Regions from separate parts of the Mus musculus genome. Here region 1 is linked to region 2. Evidence: chromatin loops called from intact Hi-C (ENCODE). Cell type or tissue: left cerebral cortex. All regions are shown on one strand. Links, peaks and the distances in the headings refer to the core of each region. The heading gives the core; the rest is flanking DNA.

What was found. Peaks named below come from ENCODE experiments on the same cell type or tissue, not always from the same donor. Only the 100,000 strongest peaks of a DNase experiment are listed, where the experiment ranks them.
Region 1: it touches region 2 in a loop (5-fold over the local background); 4 of 42 quality-filtered maps call a loop at or near these places.

What each region holds. Positions count from the first base shown.
Region 1 is chr2:90,690,817-90,699,154 of GRCm38, reverse strand. Nup160 (nucleoporin 160) reads right to left here. Exons shown (of 37, transcript NM_021512.2): 9 at 6,025-6,102; 10 at 5,226-5,323; 11 at 2,431-2,515; 12 at 1,227-1,295. Among named protein-coding and RNA genes, the nearest start is that of Nup160, 18 kb to the right of the region's middle. In left cerebral cortex, for the core only: no CTCF peak of the experiment used is centred there; no DNase peak of the experiment used is centred there.
Region 2 is chr2:91,560,027-91,568,364 of GRCm38, reverse strand. Ckap5 (cytoskeleton associated protein 5) reads right to left here. Exons shown (of 44, transcript NM_001165989.2): 9 at 7,454-7,558; 10 at 5,522-5,611; 11 at 5,252-5,416; 12 at 3,917-4,045; 13 at 2,562-2,744; 14 at 115-228. Among named protein-coding and RNA genes, the nearest start is that of Snord67, 32 kb to the left of the region's middle. In left cerebral cortex, for the core only: no CTCF peak of the experiment used is centred there; no DNase peak of the experiment used is centred there.

The DNA of each region.
Region 1 (8,338 bases), core at 204-8,203, 870 kb after region 2:
CGGGCAGGAGGTGGTGGTGGATCTCTGGGAGTTCAAGGCCAGCCTGGACTACAGAGCTGGTTCTAGGATAGCCAAGGCTACCACAACGAAACCCTGTCTCCCCCACCCCCATATACACACACAAAAGGACGTGCAGAATTGGTTCAGTGTTAATAGCACTTGCTGTGGTTCTTGCAAAGGACTAGTAGTTCAAGTCTCTGTACCCATAGAGATGTTCACCACTTCCTCAGGCACAGGAGGCATGTGGTACACAGATACACATGCAGTCAAACACTCATAACACAAAATAAAATAAATCTTAAAAAACCAAAAAAACTCACAATAACAAGAAAGGGGAAGAGAAGAAAGTAGAAGAGAAATTGTTCATTCATATTTAGAAAAATAGTAAGGATTTTTTTTTTTTTGGTTTTTTGAGAGAGGGTTTCTCTGTATAGCCCTGGCTGTCCTGGAACTCACTTTGTAGACCAGGCTGGCCTCGAACTCAGAAATCCACCTGCCTCTGCCTCCTGAGTGCTGGGATAAAAGGTGTGCGCCACTACACCCGGCAATGGTAAGGATCTTAAGTGGATCTGCTGTGTACACAATTAATCCCAACTACAGGGAGGTGGAGGCAGAAGGATCAAAAGTTCATGGTCTGCCTCAAAAACTACACAACAAATAACAAAAAACACTTTTTGTAAAATAGTAAACAACGTTTAAGTCATGACTGAAAACAAAATATTTTCTGAGACAGTTTCACTATGCAATACAGACAGCTGCCTCTAATTCACTACTCTTCTGCTTCGGCCTCCTGAATCTTGGGATTGTGGTCATGCATTATCACACATAGCTTGAAGCTAAAATATTCTGAGTCACCTATACTTTGCACCCAGAACTTGGCCACTCACTATACTAACAAAAGGGTATAAACAACATATAACCAATCATAAATAACCTAAAAACTAATCTTTGAATCTCTTTCAAGGATAAAGCTTACAAGCAGTGAAGAGTAATTTCTGTTTACAATAGTGTTGGCATACAATCTGGACTGTGGCATGCTCCCCTAATTACTTGGGAAAGCATTTCCTACTCCTATCTCTCAGCCAGGATTCTTATTTTGTGTAAAGAATGTTAAAACAAATTACAATAGTATTTATAAACACACACACACACACACACTCAATTATACAATCTAGCAACACAATCAGGAATAATTCGAAGTAAACATTAGATATTTTCTTGCTTACCTGTAAAGCTTTACATAAAGCTGCATTTATGAAGTGTCCTGGTGTAAAAAGGCTCCGCAAATACATTTCCTATTAGAAAATTAAAACAAAAGCTATTATGATTCTGAAAGAGATGAAGCTGGGAAAAATACAAAGGAATCGTGTGAACCCAGCATGTGGATTTCTACCCCAGGAACTGGACACTCTGCCCTTCTACACTTGAGCAACAACAAGCTGCACTGCAGAGACATGCTTTTACAGTGTCAGTGGAGACTGCAATGCTCTGGGGGTCAAGCTGCTATATCCGCCTGAATGGTACACATTTTTATAGAACACTACTGGGTACCACTGAAAAACAAAGGTGCCAGCTGTCAATCTTAAATACAAAGGGTGGACCCAGCCTGGTGGTGACAGGGTAAAGAGCAGTTAGAACAAGTTGATTTCAAAACCATCTTCACAAGGACTCACATATAAAAGAAAGTGACAACAGGTAAGCTAAATCAAAATTTAAAGTGCAGAAAACTCACAAGAGTATATAGACTAGAATAGAAAACTGCCATGCTGCCTCACTATTTTTTTTTTTTTCCTTTGAGACAGAGTTTTTCTGTATAGCCCTGGCTGTCCTCGAACTCACTCTGTAGACCAGGCTGGCCTCAAACTCAGAAATTCGCCTGCCTCTGCCTCCCGAGTGCTGATTAAAGGCCTGCGCCACCACGCCCGGCGTGCCTCACTATTTTAACAAGTCTTGAACCAGATTTGCTTCTAAGCATCAAGTCTGAGTGACCAGGTTCTTTCCTTCTGCTGAGCTTCTCGGTGGTGATAACATGAGTACAGTGGAACAAAAGGCTAACATCAGGGTGTGCCGCCAGTTGTTATTAATAAAGTAGTAATAAGTAACCATTTCCAAGGAGCTCTAAGGAGTAACACTCGAACACCATTCAATTTCAGATACTTAAAGTGGGTTTCCAGGAGTGAAAATCCTACTCATTTCAGCTTAGCTCACTAAGGATCAACTAGAAACTTTTTTTTTCCTTTTTTCCAGACAGGGTTTCTCTGTATAGCCATGGGTGTCCTGGAACTCACTTTGTAGACCAGGTGGGCCTCAAACTCAGAAATCCACCTGCCTCTGGGATTAAAGGCATGCGCCACCACTTCAGTTGGGTCAAATGACCTCAGGGTAAAAACTAATGCAAGTGGTTCCTACAATAACAGTTAACATACTTACTCTGGGGTCTTGATCGTCTCTGATGACAATTTCTTCTTCTGGTAGAGGCTGCATAAACACTGGATTCCACTGACCTGCAACATTACTACAGAAAAAACGTTCAAAAGTTTACCAAAAACTGTCTACACACTTTGGCAGTATCTGAGCAGGAACGGCCTCATCAGAGAACCCATCGCAACCAACCACAACTTTATTACTAAGCAGTTTTCTGTCCTTACATCTGTTCTTACTCTCTGTGTGTCTGCGCGGGTGTAAAGGTGTGCATGTCCTTGTGGAGGCCAGGACTCAATGCTCAATGTCTTCCTCAACTGTTCTCCACCTTGTTTTAAATGATCCACGTATTTTATTATTATTATTATCGTGTGGTGAAAGCAGTTACACAGGTGCCACAATAGCTGTATGGAGGTCAGAGGGACTCTTCCAAACGTCTGCTTTAGCCTTCTAGCACGAGTTCTGGAGACTCCCTCTGGTTGTTAGCCCCCACAGCAAGCACTTCCACTTACTGAGCTACTTCACTAGCCCCTGACCTGAGTTTTTTGAGACAGGGTTTTCTCTGAATCCAGAGTTCATCAATTTAGCTAAGCTCAGAAACCCTCATGTCTGCCTTACCAGGGCACCAGACATTCTAAGCCTGCACTGCCTGACTGACTTGCTTTTACATAGGAGCTGGGGATCAAAACTCAGGTCGCCATAAATTCATCGCAAACACTGCCAAATGAGCCATCTCCCAGACCCAAAGTTCTATGTTTAACAGGAAGCATCCTCAATTTAAAACCTGAAATATAAATCTACAAACAGCTGATTTTTACTATGTACTTAAATTTACTAGATATTATGTAAGATGCTATTCTTGACACTATTCTATTCATGTTTGCCTTACAATCTCCTTCAAGAATGTATTACCTTCAATCTGTAGCTGAGGAAATGAGTCCTTTTAAGGTCTTTCATGCTGGTAAGCTGCTTGAAACCCTGAATCCAGAGCCCGGGCCTTCTTGTTTGATAAGCTGTGGTTGTACCCTGTAGCCCTAAGTGGCTTCAATCACTCAATGTACTTCTGGGCTCAGCTCCAAGCTCATGGTTTTGAATGATACCCATAAGAACTAAACTAGTATTTTTCAAGGTCTGGCTCAGGATCAGAATAGACCTTGTAGTTCTACTCTGAAGTTTAGTGTTGAGGGTTCAATTTGTTTAAGTGGTTCTTAAAGGAATCTTACAAGGAGATGCTTCACACTTGATCTTAGCCAAAGGCGAATGAAGAGTTTCAGTGGTTATGTATTTTAATAAGAAAAAGTTTAAAGCCGGGCGTGGTGGCGCACGCCTTTAATCCCAGCACTTGGGAGGCAGAGGCAGGTGGATTTCTGAGTTCGGGGCCAGCCTGGTCTACAAAGTGAGTTCCAGGACAGCCAGGGCTATACAGAGGAACCCTGTCTCGAAAAACCAAAAAAAAAAAAAAAAGAGAGAAAGAAAAAGAAAAAGTTAAACTCTGTTTAGAAATATATTTGTAAATATAAAATTTGTTTAGATTAAGCTCAGTGCTGTGGTGCACACTTTTAACCCCAACACTGGGGAGGCAGAGGCAGTGGATCTGAGTTTGAGGTCAGCCTGGTCTATAGGAGTTCCAGGACAGTCAGGGATATTCAGAGAAACCCTTGAGAACCAAAACAATTTAACATTATTTTTGAATCACATATATGGTATGTGTGTGTCCATGGGACTGTACGTGTCCTGGGAAGCAAGAGGGCTATGACCCTCTGTAGCTGGAGTCCCAGGCAGTTAGTTATAAGCCACCCTATAGGGGTGCTGGGACTCAACTTCAACACTTTCTAAGAGCAGCAGTCTGAGTCTTAATTGTTGAGCCATTTCTCTGAGACCACAGCTAAAAAGTTAAAAGTAAACCAATGTACAATAAGTAAAGTATATTTAAAAGTAGAGGTTATCAAAACATAAAATTGTGCAATACAAGGGCTGATGAGATGGCTCAGTGGTTAAGAGCACCGACTGCTCTTCCGAAGGTCCTGAGTTCAAATCCCAGCAACCACATGATGGCTCACAACCATCTGTAACAAGATCTGACACCCTCTTCCGAAGTGTCTGAAGATAGCTAGTGTACTCACATATAATAAATAAATAAATCTTTTTTAAAAAATTGTGCAATACAACTTTTCATCCTAAAATACTAGTTTTGTTCTATAGCTCATTTTCGCTTCTTACTCATCCTCTCCTTCTCCCTCTCCCTCCCTAAAGGTATCACATATTGCAGGGGAGCCCTGAACTCACTATGTAGCTGAAGATGGCCTTGGATTTCTAACCCTCTTGCCTCTACTTCCTTCCTTCTGGAACTGCAACCATGCTTGTATGAGGTGCTGGGCTCTGAGTGCAAGGAAGGCACTCACTGAGCCGGATTCTGAGCCCTGAAGCTCATTTTCTCAGGAGGAAAAAAGTTTCCTGTTTTAAAAAGTTTCAAATAATCATACTAATTCAATCTATCTTTGATCTTTATTTAAGAAGATTGAGAATAAAAAAGAACTTCAATGTTTTTGTTAAGTTGTGGGCATGAGGACATTAGAGTATTAGCAATGAGATTCCAAATTACTGCTACTGTTTTGGGGGTACCTCTCCTAAGAAATATGCTATTTTATCTTAGCTCAATCCTAAGCATATTTGATTTCCACAAAATCCAGACAAACACATCAGAATCCTTTGAACTAAGTATTTGGCTCTACACAGAAAAGGTCTCATCTCAGTATGGTGCTGCCTAGGGTAACATAGGAAGAGAAAGGTTAAATATTCCATACTGTTCGAAGTTGATATATTTCACAATTGTTTGGTTCTCAGCATCATGCCACAGGGCCCAGATATCCGTTGAGGTTAAGGCAAAATCGACTAGTGTCTCCTAGGAAGAAATGGGAAAAAGTAAGAAAGAAAAGGGAGCAGAGACTAAGTTTGTATTGACAAGAGAACAAAATGCATGACAGCACAACATGCCCCATGAACTTGATAAAATCCAACTTAAACTGTTTCTATGCATGAAGAGGGGCTGGAGAGATGGCTCAGTGCTTCAGAGCACTGGCTGCTCTCACAAAATACTCTGGCTCAATTCCCAACACCCACATGCTGGGCTCTCAACTGTCTATATATGAAGTACCTTAAGACTATAACCCTGGGGCTGGAGCGATGGCTCAGCAGTTAAGAGCACTGACTGCTCTGCCAAAGATCCTGAGTTCAAATCCCAGCAACGACATGGTGGCTCACAACCATCCGTAATGAGATCTGTTGCCCTCTTCTGGTGTGTCTGAAGACAGCTACAGTGTACTTACATATAATAAATAAATCTTTAAAACAAAAAAAAGAATATAATCCTATGATAACAGAATGGGGGTAAGGAATTTTGAGACAGTCTCTGTGAGACTCTACTTGGCAATTACAGAAAGTTGCTAAGTTGGTTTGAAACTCCTGTGTTTAAATGACCCTGTCTCAGATTAAAAAAAAAAAAGAAAAAAAAAAGCTATGGTTACCGGGCAAGCAACCTCCCCAGGGTATAGCCAACACTTCCTTCCTGCACCTGTGTGAAATGCACAGGACGGTTTAACTTACCTGAGAAGTGAACAGGGAAGAAATGTGATCTAAACTATAGCGATTATTCTCAGTGCTCACCAACTGGAAAACGCAGAACTGTTGAAAAGCAAGTTAACAGATCATTACTTCATACAATCACCATGTTATTCTTCTAAGGAGAGAATTCACAATCCTCCTGTCTCTGAGTGCTGCAAATACAGGTGTGTGCCACCAAGCTTAACTAAAATATAACAGTTTCCATCTTAACCATTTTTAAGAATGCAGTTTATAGGGGGCTGAAGAGATGGCTCAGCTGTTAAGAGTACTAACTGGTCTTCCAGAGGTCCTGAGTTCAATTCCCAGCAACTTCACAACCATCTGTAATGGGATCTGATGCCCTCTTCTGGTGTGTCTGAAGACAGCTACAGTATACTCATATACATAAATTAAATAAATCAATCGTAAAAAAAAGATGCAGTTTATATATATGACATTGCTGTGCTACCCATATGCAGGACGCTGCATTTTGTAAAATTGAAACTTTACTCCCATCAAAAACTTCCCACACACGTGTGCAAATTTAAAATACATAATATACAAAATATAAATACTATGTATAAATTATATATAAACATATAAAAGTATTTTTCGTAAATGACAGTTGAAGTCTAGGTTTAGTTCAGTGGTAGAGTCACTGACTTAAGTGTGCAAGGCCTTGGATTCAATCCCTTACACTAGATGAAAAGACTAAACAAAAACAAAGAAATTAAGGCACAAGATACTTATAAATAATATTTTGACAATTTTTACTAAAGAAAATTCACTGTGTACTGACAATGCAATGTCCTGTGTGTCATAAGTAGGCAAGTACTCACAGTAAGTTAAAATCTTTTTACATTTATTTAGTGTATGTATGAGGATTCAAGTGTGTGTGGAGGACAACCTGCAGGAATTGGTTCTAGGAACCGAGCTCAGGCTGTCAGGCATGGATGCAAACACTGGGACCCACTTAGTCATCTTGTCACCACCCTCCTTTAGCCGCTTTTTAAAAAAAGTTTTTTTTTGAGACAAGACCTATTGATATAGCTTTGGTTGTCTTGGAACTATGCAGGCCAGGCTGGCCTCAAACTCAGATTGGCCTGTCCTTGCCTTCCAAGTGCTGGGATGAGAAGCATGTGCCACCATGCCTAGCTTTAAAAAATGTTATTTTTAGAAAGAGAAAATTATAATTTTTTCCGCCAGTAGTGGGGATATAAACCTAGGACTTTACCCATTGTAGGTAGTTTTACCACTAAGTTATAGTCCCAGTGTCACAAGCAAGCTATAAGGGAAAAAAGTAAACACTGGCTTGTCTTCTGAGAAAAAGAGGTGTATGAAATATGTAGGGGGGCTGGGGATGGCTTAGCAGATAAGAAGACTTACGGAAACTGGGTCCCATCCCTTGTACCAGACAGCTCGCTAACTTCAGCTCCAAGGAACCTGACATCTTCTAGACTCTATGTCACCTGTCCACATGTGTGTGCATACTCACACAAACACATATGGACACACAAAAATAAATCTTAACAAATAAAAATAAAAGGTCTATGTAGGGGATGAAGGTATAGTTCAGTGACAGTGCAAATGTGTTTGTATGAAGACCAAAATTAAAAAAATGTTGCACACTTTTAATCCCAGCACTTGGATCTCTAAGTTCCAGTTCAGCCAGTGAAACTACAGAGTCTGTCTCAAAAAACAACAAACAAACAAAAACCACAATAGAACTTAAAGCCACAATAACTCCCTAAAGAATTAGAATTCACCAATTTACTGTGGTATCTGTTATAGTAAAAATAAATGTTTTATTAAAAAAACTATCTATCCTGTTATATATTTATCCTGTTAAAAATTTATCCTGTTATATATCTATCATTACAAAAGTATATACTAAGTAGCAAAGTAAAATGTGTACTGTTGAATGTAGCCCAAACAAAACAACAAAATCCAGAAAATTCCAGTTGAGTGCATGAGTTTCTCAAATGACTTGTGACAAAAAGTGAGTTTATTCCACTTTTTTCCTTCTGGACAGTCTTATGATGTCCCTCAGTGTGGCCTTAAAACCATGGCAATCCTCTTGCTTCAGCCTCTGAATGCTGTGATTAAATATCTATTACAAGCCCGGGCGTATTTAATTTCATTAATTTAATTTCTTATTTACTTAGTATTCGTGTATGTTGTAACATGTGCAAGGTCACTCAGAGAACAATTTTAAGGAGGTTCTCTTCTACTGTGTATGTCCTGAAGATCTGATTCAGGTTGTCAGACATGAAGGCAAGTTATGAGAATTTCCACTGTGGAGAATGAGGGGTAGGGT
Region 2 (8,338 bases), core at 117-8,116:
CTGGGATTAAAGGCATGAGTCATCACTGCCCTGCAAATTTACTGTTATGTTAAAGAACTCAGGAAGACCTCCAATCCCCTTGGGGCCTTTATCTCTTTCCTGTGTAATACTTACTGAGAGTTCTGGCTCCACTATTTCTTTGGTCTCCAATCCTTTCTTATTCTTTGTCCCGGCACTTGCTGAGCCACCTGGTGCAGTTGTTTTACCTTTCTTAGATGGTCCACCAGCCTAAAAGAAAAATTTAAAACCACAAACTACTTACAATTTTATAAAAGCAATTTTTGTTTTGTTTTTACATATTTTGACTCTTAAAGATCTTATTAAAATGATATCACCTTAAAAGTAAACAAAAGTTTATTGTCCACAGAATTACCACAACATTGACCATCCATGGAATATTTGGCTAATTTGCAGGCTGCATATTAAAATTTTTGTTAATAAAACAATCGAAAACATGTAGCTGAGCAGGTACTAGGCAGAGAGGCAGAGAGGCAGAGAGGTAGAGACAGAGGGTCTGTGAGTTTAAGGTCAGCCTGGTCTACCCAAAAGAGTTTCAGGACAGCTAGGGCTACCCAGAGAAACCTCATCCCCCACAAACCAAACAACAACAACAACAAGATCCTGAGTGCAATTCCCAGTAACCATCTATAATGACATCTGATCCCCTTTTCAGGAATGCAGATATACACGAAGATAGAGCATTTGTGTATATATAAAATACATAAAAAATAATAAAACAAATGAAATAAAAATGATGAACTGGGGTCTAGCTGGAGAGATGGCTTAGTGCTTAAAAGCATTTGCTCCTCTTAAAGAGGACTGTTTCTCAGTTCCAAACAACCATATCAGAAGGATAATTGTCTCAAACTTCTGAACACCATTCTGGCCTCCATAGACAACCACCACCTCACATGCATACATAAAGTCTTTATAAAAAATAAACTGGAGCCTAGCAGTGGTGACACATTCCTTTAATCCTAGCACTCATGAGGCAAAGGCAGGATCTCTGAATTAGAGGACAGCATGGTGTACAGAGTTTCAAGACAACCAAGACTACTAGACAAAGAAGCCCTGTCTTGAAAAACAAAAATCTGGAGGGGTCAGGCACAGAAATACATGCTTTAATTCCAGCATTCAGGATGAGGCAGAGGGAGACTCAGTTGGATCTCTAAGTTGTAGGTCAGCCTAGTCTACATAGTTCCAGGACATTCAGGGCTATATAAAGAGACCCTGTCTCAAACAATGACAACAACAAAAAAAAAACCATCTGGAATTATACTATATTTACAGATTAATTTGAGATTAAAAGTTGGGTCTTCATTGCCTCTAATAGCACTATTTTTAAATCTTTATATTTATCGCTATTGTTCGTATGGGTGTACACCCACTCCAGAGCTCATGTGTGGAAGTCAGGCAACAAGCTTTGAGGGCCTGATTCTCTTCTTTCACCATGGGATCTAAGCACTGACCTCAGGTCACCAATACTGATGGCAAACATCTCTGATCTTTTATTCTGGGGGCTGAAGGATCATGGGATGGAGCAGACAGACACACTATTTGAAGGTCAGATGAAGACTTGAAGAATCAAGTTTTCCTTCCTTGGAGAGGAAGTCTTTATTTTCATCACATATGTCCTGGTGATCAGGTCATCAACCTTGGCTATGTAAATGAGCTATCTCTATAGTCTAAGCTGTAAACTTAAAAAAAGAAGTGATTAAAATGTTTACCGTTTTTTTAAAAAAAATAAGGCATGTTACTACTATTTTTATTCCTAGTCAGATATTTACTCTTCTTGTTTTGTTTAGGTGTTTTTTGTTTTTCTGTTTTTTTCGAGACAGGGTTTCTCTGTGTAGCCCTGCCTGTCCTAGAACTCACTTTATAGACCAGGCTGGCCTCGAACTAAGAAACCCACCTGCTTTTGCCTCCCAAGTGCTGGGATCAAAGGTGTGCGCCACCACTGCCTGGCAGTTTAGGTATTTTTGAGACACATTTCTGTGGAGCCTTGGCTGTTCTGGAACTCACCCCATAGACCAGGTTGGCTCCCAAGGGCTGGGATTAATGGCATGTACCATCACTACCTTGCTCTTAGTCATAGTTTTAAAGAAAAAAAATTACATTATTAACGTAGAGTGTGGGTGTATCCTTGTTCATTAATTTTTTTCTCCTTCCATCGTGTGAATATGAGAGATTGAATTCTGGTTATCAGACTTGGAGCAAGCTCTTTTATCCACTAAGTCAACTTGCCACCTTATAGGCAGGTTATAAAGAAAAAGTGTAGTTATAATACTATGTCTTTATTAAGATTTGCCATGTAGCCAAGGAATCCATTTCTCAAATTAAGACATATTGGAAGAATACCATGAATATGAAACCTAGTCTCTTATCTTACTAAATTCTAATTTTTAAGCCATCTTTTAAGCCAAGTGTGGTAGCACACATCAGCAACTCCAGCACTTGGGAGATTGAAGTACAAGGATGACTGATTTCAAAGCATCCTAGGCTACATAGCAAGCTTCAGACCAGCATGGATTACGAAGTAAGACCTTGTCACAAATATTAACCTTAGCAGTAGGTGTTTTTTTTAACGGTCCTGGTTTGGGTCCTGAAACATCTTTTGTGTCTTTGTCCCCTGCAGCCCCTGATGCTGCAGCCCTTCCAGGTAGAGGCTTGGATTCCTTCTTTTCAGTTGCAAGTCCAGATTTTTTACCATGAACCAGTTCTACTTTTTCTGAACATTCTTTGATCTAGAGAAAGCAATATGAATATCATTATATTCCAATAACTTTAAAACATAACCATTACATTATTACTTAGAAGTCATTAAGCCACAACCATACCAAAAAAAAAAATCAGAAAATATTGTTGGTTTTTTTTGTAATTCTTATCTGTAATTTTCTTGGCAGTGCATATATGTGTTTTATTTTTTCATAAAGTAAAATTACAAAAGTACCTAAACAGCCATGATTTTGATGAAAGATATTTACACTAAAGAAAGACATTTCTGTATTACATTCTCTATAGATTAGTTATTCAGTGTTGGTTAGGTTATAATTGGAAAGATATTTTTACTATTGTATCACTGTAACTAAGATTAAAATGTCAACAAATTTGTTCTGAAATGTCATTAGAGAATAAACTGAAGAACTGATGTCAATTATCAGTGGTTTTTGTTTTGTTTTGTTTTTGTTTTTTTAGTAATACAGAAAGGACAAAATTAGTAACAAAAAATGCCCAGGGAGCACCCTCCAGAACTAATTTCAAATACATGCACATGTTTGGGACAGAAATTTTTTTTTCCCTACAGAAACAGGCAAGCATGAACCAAGCTTGGTGGTACATGCCTTTACTTCTAGCACTTGGGAGGGAGGCAGGGGTATACAGATCTCTGAGTTCGAGGCTAGCCTGGTATACAGAGCGAATTCTAGAACAGGCAGAGCTACTTGAGAAACCCAGTCTTGAAATTGTTTAACAAACAAAAAACCCACAATAACAACAAAAAAAGAAACTAGCAATAAATAAACAAAAATTCACAAAATCATGTTAAGTACTACTCTGAAATTTTATTATCTTTTACTTTTTGATGGATTCATATATAAATACACACACTCACACACATACAGTATATTGTAATTACTGGCATACTTATCTACTCTTAACTTTCTCTCATCCGTATTACTCACCCTCTTCCATACATGCACCCTTTTCAACATTCATGCCTTTCTGTACTGTTCTGTGACATACTGAATTTAACCAGGGTCATGAAACTGTCCACTAGAACATGGTGGCTCATCACTGAGGGCAACTGAATTCAGTGTCTGTCACCTCTTCAGAATCTATCATTATACAACAGTTCAACAGAGAGGGATAAGGTAGGTTTGCAAAATGCAATGCAAAGAGACAACCATTACTAACTTACCCTATCAAGTTTGAGTTTGTCAACATCAGCTAAAAATGGGTTTACTGATTTCTCACCAACCACCTTCAAAGCTGTACCCAGTGCTTCAAATGCAGCATCTCTGACTTCAGGAGCAGAATCATTGATGTGCTACACAGAAGTAAATGATGTTTAATACAATGAACTCTATAGTTACTACGACTTTTATTCAGAACTATAGTTGCTGGGTGAGAATTTTCCCGTTATAATTTACTGAGGTTTACTGCAAGCTTTTCTTTTGCCAATTAACAGTTAATCTTCCACATTTTTTTCTGGATTTCAGAAATCTTTAGTTAATTTACCTAGTTAACTAACTCAAATAATAATTTAGTTATTCACCAAGTAAATGTCAATTTTTTGTTTTTGTTTTTCGAGACAGGGTTTCTCTGTATAGCCCTGGCTGTCCTGGAACTCACTCTGTAGACCAGGCTGGCCTCGAATTCAGAAATCCACCTTTCTCTGCCTCCCAAGTGCTGGGACTAAAGGCATACGCCACCACGCCTGGCACTGTAAATGTCATTTTTTAAATGTAAATTACTTTCTTTGATGTATAAGAATGTTTTGTATGCATGTATGCATGTGTACCATGTGCATGCCTGGTCCCCACAGAGGTCTCAGAAGAGGGAGCTGGAGCCCTGAGAACTAAAGTCACAGATGATTGTGAACCACCATGGAGGTGCCAGGAACCATGCCTGGATTCTTTACAAGAGCAGCTCTTAACTGCTGAGCTATTTCTCCATCCTCTGTAAGTGCTTTAAACATTGTTTACATATATACACACACGCTATGTGTACATTTATGCATATATGAATGTCTCTTCCTTCACCTTTAAAGGAGATCTGGGGAATTAACTTAGGTTACTATGTGGCCAGTCTTCACCCTCTGAGCCATCTTGCCAACTCACCATGTTTTCTTTTCCTTTTACCTTTTATCTAAAATGCCCTATTCCCAATGACCTTCACACACTCTAGTTTGATGCTTATTCTTGGCGAACCTGTTATCCTTCAAAGGTAGAACATGACAGCTACATATCTTGGGTTCAGAGTGTTTGTTCATTTAAAGATCACAATCTATAGCATTAAAGTCATTATATATAACTAGTAGAAAAAATATATAGCCGGGCGTGGTGGCGCACGCCTTTAATCCCAGCACTCGGGAGGCAGAGGCAGGCGGATTTCTGAGTTCGAGGCCAGCCTGGTCTACAAAGTGAGCTCCAGGACAGCCAGGGCTACACAGAGAAACCCTGTCTCGAAAAAACAACAACAACAACAACAACAACAACAACAAAAAATATATAAATAAACTACCCCCAATTACCTTAAGTAGAGCAGCACAAAAGGGTTTTAGTAGACTCTTCGGCAATGTAGAGGAAGTGCAGTGACGAAAGCTTCTTGCAATAAAAAGTGATGTCTGCTGCTTGATGGTGGGATTTTTATTATCCATTACTGCTAAGACATCCTCACTGATGTTCTGTAGTGTGGTCTTTAGAAGAAAATGGCAATGAGCTTTTTCAACTTTAAATTGTCAAATTATTACAGTGACAACATGTATTAAGACAAAACCGAAAGTTCCATGCCATCAACTTACAGTGAGGAAGATTGCATCAATTGCCTCCTGCAGGGCTTGTACCACTTGAGGCTTCTTTTCTTTGAATTTTTCCAAAATTGTTGGCACAACCTGTAAAAGATGAACAGCTACACTAATACTCTAACAAGTATACACGAAGTACTGTAGGGGACAGCGAGACAAGATAGCTTAGCAGTTTAAGAACACATGCTGCTCATGAACAGGACCCGTTTGGTTCCCAGCACCCACATCATAGCTCACAGCTATCCTTAACTACAGTTCCAGGAGTTATAATGCTCTCTCTGACCTCCACAGGCACCAGGTACTCGTGTGGTACACAGACATACACGCAGTCAAAACACTCATACACATATAAGTAATATTAAAAAGCAAGAATGAAGTCCTAATATACACTATAGTATAGCTGATTCAAAATTTTCAAAATTAAGCTAAGTGAAAGCAAGCCAGTCACGGATGACCACACATTCTAATAGTCCATTTATATGGAATATTCCCCACAGGAGTAGGAAGTGCTCTTAACTGCCCTGCCATTTGTCTGACAATTTATTACATATAATTTTTTTGTTTTTTTGTTTTTTCGAGACAGGGTTTCTCTGTATAGCCCTGGCTGTCCTGGAGCTCACTTTGTAGACCAGGCTGGCCTCGAACTCAGAAATCCGCCTGCCTCTGCCTCCCGAGTGCTGGGATTAAAGGCATGCGGCACCACACCCGGCTTACATATAATTTTTAAAAAGGAAAAAAAATCCCAAATTAAGCAGATAGAACCATCTTAGCTAGACAGTAAGTTAAACAGAACCAGTAAAAACTCAGGCTAGAAGGGAAGGCAATCAATCACTCAACCATTGCTTAGCAAATTAATGTCAATTTTAAAAGTAGTTTTCAGTCGGGAGCCAGGGATACAGAGACTTCATCCCACCCTTGCCTCCCCAGAAATAGTTTTTTTCATTTGCTTGGTTCTTTTTGTTTTTTAAGACAGGATTCTCTGTGTAGCCCTGGCTGCCCTGAAACTTACTCTGAAGATCAGGTTAGCTTGAAATTCAGAGATCTGCCTCAGAATTTCAAACTGGGATTAAAGATGTGCACCACCACAAACAGCTAGGACTTTATTTTATTTCCATAATAATAGGCAGCACAAGTCATTTTTATTTGTTAGTATCTACTTTAGTTTTAGTTCTCAGAAACTATCTTTAATACATGAATTAGCAGTCTCCAGTAAGGCTACATATTAACAATAAAACCGACAACTGCTAAAATTTCAGAATGATAACTCATTTTAGGTAATTCAGAGGCTACCAATACCTGTCATAGTTAAAGAAAACATCTCAATTTATTAAACTCTATTACTAAACTTGATTGATACCTAATTTATGGTTTACTATAAACATTTTCCCCCTAGGGTCAAAGTGGTTGGAAAGACAACCCAGGACTTTATGCATGCTAAGTAGATGTTTCCACTAGAGCAATAATGCAAAACCCCACAGGTTTTACAATTTTATTTCAACTACATGTATTTCATATTTATAAAAGCAAAGAAGGATATACTAAGTAAATAATAAGCAAACAAGTCAACTAAGTACTTCAGGCCAAGTGTCTAATTTTTACACAAGTCTTGGGAAGAGCTAGACTGAAAATATATATGAAACCAGTGAGGTGTTTACTTCGTCCAACACAAAGATTTTTGGTTTTGTTTTTTCAAGACAGGGTTTCTCTGTGTAGCCCTGGCTGTCCTAGAACTCACTCTGTAGACCAGGCTGGCCTCGAACTCAGAAATCCACCTGTCTCTGCCTCCCATGTGCTGGGATTAATGGCATGCGCCACCCCCGCCTGGCCAACACAAAGATCTATGCCAAGAGCTGTTTTAAAATATAAAACAAACTAGCCTACCATTTCTGATAATTTTTCAGACTTACATCTAAATAGAATATTACTTACATGTCCTGCATATTGTCCAAATTTCTTTCTGAGCCCAACAGCTAAGCCAGTAAGACATTTTGCTGCCAAAGCTACCAACATGACATTGGTGTCCTTTCCAACAACCTGTAAAGGTGAAAAACAAAAGAAAAGTCATAACCCGGTAGAGAAAGGGGTACTAGAAATGAAAATATATCTTCAAAATAACTCTTCAAAAAATATTATACCAATAGGTAACCAGTTTTATTTCTTACAAAAGAAGAAAATCTTAATAATTATGAATTTATAAGCCTCCACTATGTGGTACTCTTGCTGCTGTTGTTGTTGAAGGGAGAGAAGGAAAAGAAAGAAACAAAAAAGAGTGAGAAGGGCATACTGAGTGGGGATGCAGCTCAGTGGTAAAGTGCTTACCCAGCACATACTGAGGCTCTGGAATAAAACCTAGCATCAAGAAACACAAAAGGAAAAACCAACATAACAAATCCTTGACCCTCCCTAGGGACACATGGCTGCCTGTACTGCACAATGTACAGAGAAGCTGGAGGTCTATTGTCGTTACTTTGGAACAGAAAAACCAAACAAACATATTTCCAAAGGACACAGGGCAACAGCTCTGCTGTAAATTTACACCATACAAGCATTAATACAAACTGCTGTGGTTATCGCAAACCTCACTGTGACCATTCCTATATAAGCCATTTAGTTACACAGGTGACTGAGTTTTCCTTTCATTCCCCCATAGAAGAGTCTCCTTTAGCAAAAACTCTACAGCCTTTCTTGAATCCCAAAGCCCAACACTTATCTAAATTCATAGATATGCATCAATTGAGCAACGCAATAATGACTGGGTTTCTCTCTGGTAACAGTTTGCTATAGTAAAATGCCTGTCTCAGTTAGTGTTAAAAT